2 separate regions of the Homo sapiens genome follow, and region 2 is linked to region 1. The links are chromatin contacts, found by Hi-C or POLR2A ChIA-PET in ENCODE. All regions are on one chromosome and are shown on one strand. The core of a region is the stretch at or near the end of the contact, and the rest is flanking DNA. Distances in the headings are between cores, read along the strand shown. Region 1 holds the start of HEBP2 (heme binding protein 2). Region 2 holds the start of ABRACL (ABRA C-terminal like).

What was found. Hi-C counts contacts between places; a loop is a spot of excess contacts on that map. ChIA-PET counts read pairs that join two places held with the same protein, here RNA polymerase II (POLR2A). Pooled maps may share reads with other maps.
Region 2: a loop to region 1 is called in a map of B cell, with 4 times the contacts of the local background. The contact joins the promoter of ABRACL here to the promoter of HEBP2 in region 1. A Hi-C loop is called at or near these places in 2 of 168 maps with a recorded cell type or tissue (B cell and CD4-positive, alpha-beta memory T cell) and 10 of 50 pooled maps. POLR2A ChIA-PET finds 5 or more read pairs at or near these places in 2 of 52 experiments (GM12878 and HEK293T).

What each region holds. Positions count from the first base shown.
Region 1 is chr6:138,402,381-138,406,087 of GRCh38, forward strand. It overlaps HEBP2 (heme binding protein 2), which reads left to right and starts at 1,843. Exons shown (of 4, transcript NM_014320.3): 1 at 1,843-2,217; 2 at 2,765-2,900; 3 at 3,591-3,707. The coding sequence starts at 2,116. It also overlaps the pseudogene MARCKSL1P2. RefSeq lists enhancers at 537-1,057, 1,579-2,099 and silencers at 1,259-1,328, 1,459-2,308.
Region 2 is chr6:139,026,601-139,030,307 of GRCh38, forward strand. ABRACL (ABRA C-terminal like) reads left to right here and starts at 2,145. Exons shown (of 3, transcript NM_021243.3): 1 at 2,145-2,275. RefSeq lists silencers at 2,309-2,468, 2,729-3,098, 3,148-3,338 and enhancers at 2,992-3,286, 3,109-3,707.

The DNA of each region.
Region 1 (3,707 bases), core at 593-3,092:
CTTCAACTGGCCTTACGAGGAAAGCCACATGGCCGATTGGAGAATCCACAGGAGGGAGAGAAGGAAAGGGAATGTAGCTGGTAGGATGCAATAGCCCCTTCCTTTCTGGGCACAGGAGGGCAGCCAGGGCACCAGGTCCAGGCAGTAACCTCACAAGAACAGCAGTTTTTGCAGCTTAGAGATCACCCACCTGGCCCACCCAGCTACTCATTCTGCTCAGCGTGGGCTGGTGTAGGGCCACTCTCCGCCCCGAGGGAGTGGACAGCTCTGTAGCTTGGGGCCCTGCCTCTTCTTCTGAGGCAGTACTGCCTCTGCGCCCTTGGCCTGGGGCTCCTGGCTCTCAGGGGTGGCAACAGCCTTCCCTTCCTGGGCAGCGCCCTTGTCGCTGCAGGCATTGATCTTCCCCCACTCCTGTTCTTCCTCCATAGGTGAGGAGGCAGAAGAGTCACCCCACCCTCCTTCCCATTTCTCTTGAAGGACAAGCTGCTCTTAGAAACCCTTCTTGAAAGATAATTATTTATTTATTTATTTATTTATTTATTTATTTATTTATTTATTTATTTTAGACAGGGTATCACTCTGTTACCCAAGCTAGAGTGCAGTGGCGCAATCTCGGCTCACTGCAGCTTCGACCTCCCCAGGCTCAAGCCGATCCTCCCACCTCAGCCTCCCGAGTAGCTGAGATCACAACCCCAGCACACTCAGCTTTTTTTTTTTTTTTTTTTTTTTTGGAAGGCAGCTATGCTCTCCACTCTACTATCAACGCTATTTTATTGTATTTTTGTAGAGACGGGTTTTCGCCATGTTGCCCAGTCTGGTCTCGAACTCCTGGGCTCAAGCGATCACCCCTGTCTTGGCCTCCCAAAATGAAGGGATTACAGGCGTGAGCCACCGTGCCTGGCCTTGAAAGGCAATTTCGTCTTCTTGGAAGTCTCCTTGCGAGGGAGGGAGCCTCCCCTTTGGCCTCAGCACCCTGGCTAGGGGGTGCTGGCTCCATGGCATTGCCAATGGTCCCGGCTGCCTCTTCTGTTCACAGGGGCCTACTCCCCTTCACCCTTGGGGGATGTCACCATTGCTTTTCACGTGGCCACCCTCCTGTCCGTTGGCTTTCGCGTGGGGAGTGCCTGCTGCCTCTGCGGCGGTCACGTCGCCCCGGAGAGCCTCGGAGCTCTGGCTGCCCACGATGGGAGTCCTCTGGGGGGCGCCGGAGCCGTGCCGGGTCCCCGCCGCAGGGGACAGTAACGCGGAGTCGGCCTGGCCGGCGGAAAGGGGGTGCTGGGGAACAGAGCCGCACCCCACTCGGCTCGGGAAAGCCCTGGTAACCAAAATTCTTGAAAAGCACTAGTGTCTGGCCTCGGCACTAACTCTCCCCGAGTCTCGTTAAGCCTGCGGGGATGACTCAGAGGGTCTGGGGTCCTGTCGGGGAAAAGTTCAGAAACCAGAACAGTTCCAGATTCTCTCCATGTGTCTGTGGTCCCACCACCTCCTCCGCAAGGGACCCTGAAAGCTGTCTGGGACCTAGGACAACTTCTTGGGATGAGTACGGCCATTCGCCCTGGCTGAGCCCCAGGAGTGCGGGCAGGGGCCGCGGGGGTCGGGTCGCCAGCCGCCACCTCCTGCCTTTCTCTGCCTGCGGTGCGCTGGGACACCCTCGAGGCGGCTCAGCGCCCGCGGTTCCCAGCGCGGGCGGGGCCGCGGCAGAGGTTCCCAAACCGGTTGCACAGAAACAGCGCCACCCCCTACTGCCCGCGGGGCCACCTGTGTGTGCCTTTCCTTCAAAAACAAAGGCGGGGCGGGGGCGGAAGTGCCTCAAAAGAAGGCGGGCCGAAGCGAGGTGCGGCTCCCTGTCGCCGCGGAGGGGCGGGGGCAGGACGCGCAACTCCGGCCGGAGCTGTCCGGGGTCGTGAGCCGGCCCCGCCTTGGTGGCGGCGCCCCCTCGCGGTCCAGAGGCAGACGCATCGGGTGGGCTCGGGTCTCCAGCCCGGCCGGGAGGAGGGACCGGGTCTGCGGAGCGGGGACTCGGGGCCTCGGCGGGGCGCGCACACGCAGGCGGGGCGGCCCGGGGTGCGGGGCCTCTGCGCGGCTGACCAGGCTCCCAGAGCGTCAGCGCCGCCCATGGCCGAGCCGCTCCAGCCAGACCCCGGGGCGGCCGAGGACGCGGCGGCCCAAGCTGTGGAGACGCCGGGCTGGAAGGCCCCGGAGGACGCCGGCCCCCAGGTAGGCGCCGACTCGGGAGCGGAGGGGCTGGGCCCGCCTTCCGGCTGATTTGCAGTGAGGCCAGCGGGTCCCATAGAGTTAAGTAAAAAGTACAGTTTTTTAAATGGTCCCAGTCCCTACCCACTATGCTACGCAAACGAGAAACCCCGGTCATTTAGCTCTACCCTCCCCGCTACCCCCAGTGCAGGTCCCATCTCAATTTCTTGTCTTTGCGGGGTGGTGGGGCGGGGAGGAACTGGTTACGTCCCAGAACGCGCGGTGGAACCCTCCGAACCGAGGGGGTGTAATAGATGCTTGTCTGAAAGTGTGAATCGAGTCCCCAGCGTGTGGGGTTGGGGCCGCTGCGGTCCCTAATCGCAAGGAGGGGAACCTCGTGGAGGGGAACCTCCCAGACCTAAGGAGCGGGGACCTCAGGCCGGACCCCGGGGCGGTGCAGCCCCTAGACAGGACGGCTCCAGGTCGACCCGAGATCATGGCACCGGTATTTTTGCATCTCACTCCTACCCTCTTAGAATTGCTTCTCGAAGTTTTCTCTGTTCCACTTTAGCCCGGAAGTTATGAGATCCGACACTATGGACCAGCCAAGTGGGTCAGCACGTCCGTGGAGTCTATGGACTGGGATTCAGCCATCCAGACGGGCTTTACGAAACTGAACAGCTACATTCAAGGCAAAAACGAGAAAGGTAAAAGCAGTTTTCCTTGTAATTATGCATATTGTGAAAGAGTCCCCGGGCTTATTATTGAGTTTTAGCTTATTAAAGAAATATCCTTTATAATGGAAAAATAAGCAAGTCATCAAAGACTTGTCTTGTTTTCAGACAAGACTCCTCAGGACCAGGGTTACACTGGGTATTACTTTTCAACCTCTGTTCTCTGATTTTGCTGGATGAACTGGGGTTTGGTGTAACTCGTGATAAGTCCTTTTCTATGGCTAACACCTCAAGATAATTTGGTGACTGGTAGGATCAGAGACGTCAGGAGGCAAGAAGGTACCAAGATTAGAAGCATCAAGTCATAGCTTTTGGTCTGGCTTTGCTGCTATTTATATTTTAGCAGGTCTCTTAGCCTGTGGGACCTCATTTTCTGAATGGTAAGAAAAAATAATTTACTGACCATGTAATCTCTAATTTCCCCTTTTATCTCTAAAAATTAAGAATTTATTAACCCAGAATATCAGTATTACAGAAAGTGGTTTAATGTGGGCAGTGAGCAATTGAGTAATTTTGGCCTTACTGTTTTAAGATGAAAATTATCTTAAAGGTAAATATGTCAACAATGTGAAGTAAATCAAGGAACCCAGATCAAAAAAGAATAGGTTAAATGTTTAAAGCTGTCAAAAATACACTAAATTTGCTTTCATTTTTATGTCACAGAGATGAAAATAAAGATGACAGCTCCAGTGACAAGCTACGTGGAGCCTGGTTCAGGTCCTTTTAGTGAGTCTACCATTACCATTTCCCTGTATATTCCCTCTGAACAGCAATTTGATC
Region 2 (3,707 bases), core at 895-3,394, 620 kb after region 1:
ATATGAAAAATATTAGTTAAGATTTTTTAATATTTCTTTTATCAAAACAGCTTTCTTTTTTCTTTTCTTTTCTTTTCTTTCCTTTTTTTTTTTTTTTTTTTTTTTTGAGATGCAGCCTCACTCTGTTGCCCAGGCTGGAGTGCAGTGGCACGCTCTTGGGTCACTGCAACCTTCGCCTCCTGGGTTCTAGTGATTCTTCTGCCTCAGCCTCCAGAGTAGCTGGGATTACAAGCATGTGCCACCACGCCTGGCTAATTTTTGTATTTTTAGTAGAGACGGGGTTTTGCCATGTTGGGCAGGCTGGTCTCGAACTCCTGACCTCAGGTGATCCGTCCACCTTGGCCTCCCAAAGTGTTAGGATTACAGGCATGAGCCACTGCGCCCAGCCGACAAAACAATTTTCTTAAATTGTAATTCCTTATAGATTAACATAAAGCTTGTGTTATACTTAGTTTAGCACATGTGTAAACAAAGTATCTTTTGGGTGAGTTTATTTTTATATTAACAAGGATGTTTACTTCTTTAGGTAAAGTAACCTATTTCTTTTTCTTTGGTTGGCAATTAGGGCAATACTAATTACCTAATCATAACAGAAGCGGTGCTCTCCAGACTCATTATTCCTATCATTGGATATTATCTGACTGATGAATTGTGATCCCTGTCACAGGCCAAAATAGCGAGGTCCTGCTTCGATAATTGCTAAATATATTTTTCTTGAATTATATATTTTTTGCCTTATGTCGACTGTGAAAGATATAAACTATAACTTCTCACCTTTCTTTTGGTGAGAAAAAAATAGGCCTCAATCATTTTGGTAACAATATAAAACAAGTAAAAGAAAAAAATAGGTCTGAAAAGATCTTGGAGTCACCTTAAACTTTATCTGCCATGAGACACTTAGAAGAATCAGACCTTTGTTGAAGATTACAGAACAGAGACTCCTTCAGTCACACCCAGGAGACAGGTATTCACCGTAAAGACTAGAATGAAGCGTGGGAAGTGGATGGATCCAGTGCAGCCCCAGGGAACTGAACACTCACATGCCCCTGGGAAGCAGGTCTTTGTTGCTCTCCTTCCATCACTTGGTCTCAGCTTGTCTTTGACTGGCTTCTACCACTTGTGCCTCCACCCAACCTGCTGCTACATTCTCCTGGTTTCTGCTTACTCAAATGTTTTGCATCCGAAGCCCATTTTGGCCCCTTCTGCCTTACCCTCTCTTAGCTCCAACCTTTCTCTTACATCAGACAGCTCCGTCTCTGCATTCTCCACTTTCCATTTCCAAGGGAGTGTCTGATTGGCTTACTAACTATCAGAGTCCGTGTTTGATGAGAACTGTTTGCTCCAGGTCACCTCACAGGATGATGACTACATCACGGATTGTGCGCTCTTGGGTCACGCGATCACTCTTAATTTAAATTAGCTGGGCTGGGGGTGGGGAGGGGGTAAGGAACGTTTTTTGTAGTTATTTGTGCAACCCCTGCTCTAGAAATAGTTTGGGTAACTGTTTCCTTTCCAAAAGGACTCTCTGGGTACGGTAAGCATCTCTCTCTCACACACGCATATATTAAAATAACAGTGACTAAAACAAAGGGAGCATGAATAAATTGAATTATGAAGTTAAATGTATGAAATAATGAATGAACAAGGGAAGAAACCGATACTGACCCAGGGTCAACAACTATCTATGTCCAAGTAAAATTTCTTTGCAGTCTGACAAATTGGCTTTCAAGATTGCATTTTGTTTTGCGAATTAAGCCATTTTTAAGTCATGAGTCGTAGTTTTCTGGAGGCCCCCGGCATCCGGAACCCATGAATGCCACGTTCTTTCTAGCAGCCTTCAGCAATTTGAGGGCGCTTTGTTTCTTACGTTGGGAGAGAAATCCATCAGGAAATCGACGCCCAGGATCAGATGCAGATCCTGGGATCCTTGGCTCTGAGTAGCACGGTGGAAAAGTGAGGTAATCCAGGCTCTGGGCCCGTTTTCCTAGGAGCCCAGGGCGCTTCACCTGTCTGCAGTCAGCCCCTTTCTTGGACGTCTCCTCCCCTGAGTTTCCTCCTCATAGGCTTGTCCCTGGGAGTGTGGGCGGCCCCTTTCTTGAGCGCAGAAACACTTACTTTTCCCCCTACCCTGCTCCTCCTCCTCCACAGCCGTCTTTCTCTTTGCCTCAGCCACTTCCTTCCTTGGCCTCACCCTCCCCAGTGCACTGAAGAAGGTAACCGGGTCCAGACCCACGCGGCGCCAGTTCTCCGGCGGGAAGGAAAACCGCGCAGAGAGGTGCGTGAGCGCCCGGGCAGATGTGGCTTAGGTAGCAGGGATGGACTGGGTGTCCGTGGTGCGCCGCCGGGCACCGCGGGCTGCGGTGAGAGTCGGGTCAGGAGGGGGCCGGGAGGGGGCTCAGGGCGCGCGGAAGCTGCGACCGGCTGGGCCGAGACCTCGCGGGTTGGGGTCCCGTGGGGCGCGCGCCGCCCACGCCCCCACCTCTCGGGTCGACTTCCGCACTCGGCTCACGTGACGTTTCGCCGGCCGGGGGCGGACTGGGAAGCCGGCAGAAATGGAACGATTTTTACCGCGGTGCGACGTGTCGGCTTTGCACTTGGCGGTGGTTCAGGAGCCAGTTCTGCAGAGCTGGGTGGGGAAGGGCTGGGGGCGAGAGGAGAGGCTGCCCCGAGGAACGTGGTGGCCTCAGGGCAGTGGACTCTGCAGCGCCGGAGGTGGGTGCGGCTCTGTGCGCTCCAGATCAGGGGGTGCAGAGTCGTGAGGGGACACCAGGGGCTCGTGGAGCCCGGGGCAGGGTCCGTTTTCGTCGCCCGGGTTGGGTGCTCGCTCTCGCGGCGCTTCGGGGCGCCCGGGCCACGGGGGAGGCAGACCCGCGGCGCCGGGCCGGGAGCTGCGGAGACAAAGACTTCCGGGACGCGGCCCTTCCCGGGCGCCAGCGGTGCCGCCCCGCCACGGGGGGCCCAGCCCCGCGCTCCCCAGCCCTGCACTGGTGCCGGCGGTGACCGTGTGATGATGGGCTGCAGGGCACGGGGTTAGGGGACCTCTACCAGGCAGAACCCCAAGCTGGTAGCAGAATGGCCAAATATGGAGTGAGCGCGCCCCAGACCGGAGGGAGTAAGGAGCCCAGTCACCCTTTGACCCGCACCAGCTGCTTGTCCGCGATTGCGAAGAAGGGCTGGGAAAACGTGCCCAGCCCGAGTGTGTAAAGTTGGTTCCTGATTCCGGACATACCTATTCCAGTAGGCTTTATTTCCTTGGATATTAGAAAATCTCCATGCATTGCCTCCAAACTTTTGAAAAATAACAATGCCCTGAGGGTCCTTAAATACATTCTAAAGTGTGTATTGGTGGTGAGTTTCGGGTTCTGCCCAGTCCTCCGACTTTCCGCTTCCTTTGTGTTTCCCACGCACAAAGCCGAAATCGATTCTGCGACAATTAGAGTGCCTGGCCGTCATCTACCTCGCCTTCCCTGGAGCCTTTTCCTGTCTTCTGGTCCAGCCGCTCACCATTAAGCTCTTCCCTTTAGACTTGCTCTGCTTCTCACCTCTCCTCATTGTTCTTTTCTTTTTTTTTTTCTTAGACATAGTTTCACGGTACTCGTGAGAATGTGTTACATTCGTATAACCAAATCAGGGTAATTGGTATATCCATCACCCTAAATATTTATCTCTTCTTTATGCTAGGAACATTCAACTTAACTTGCTTTTAG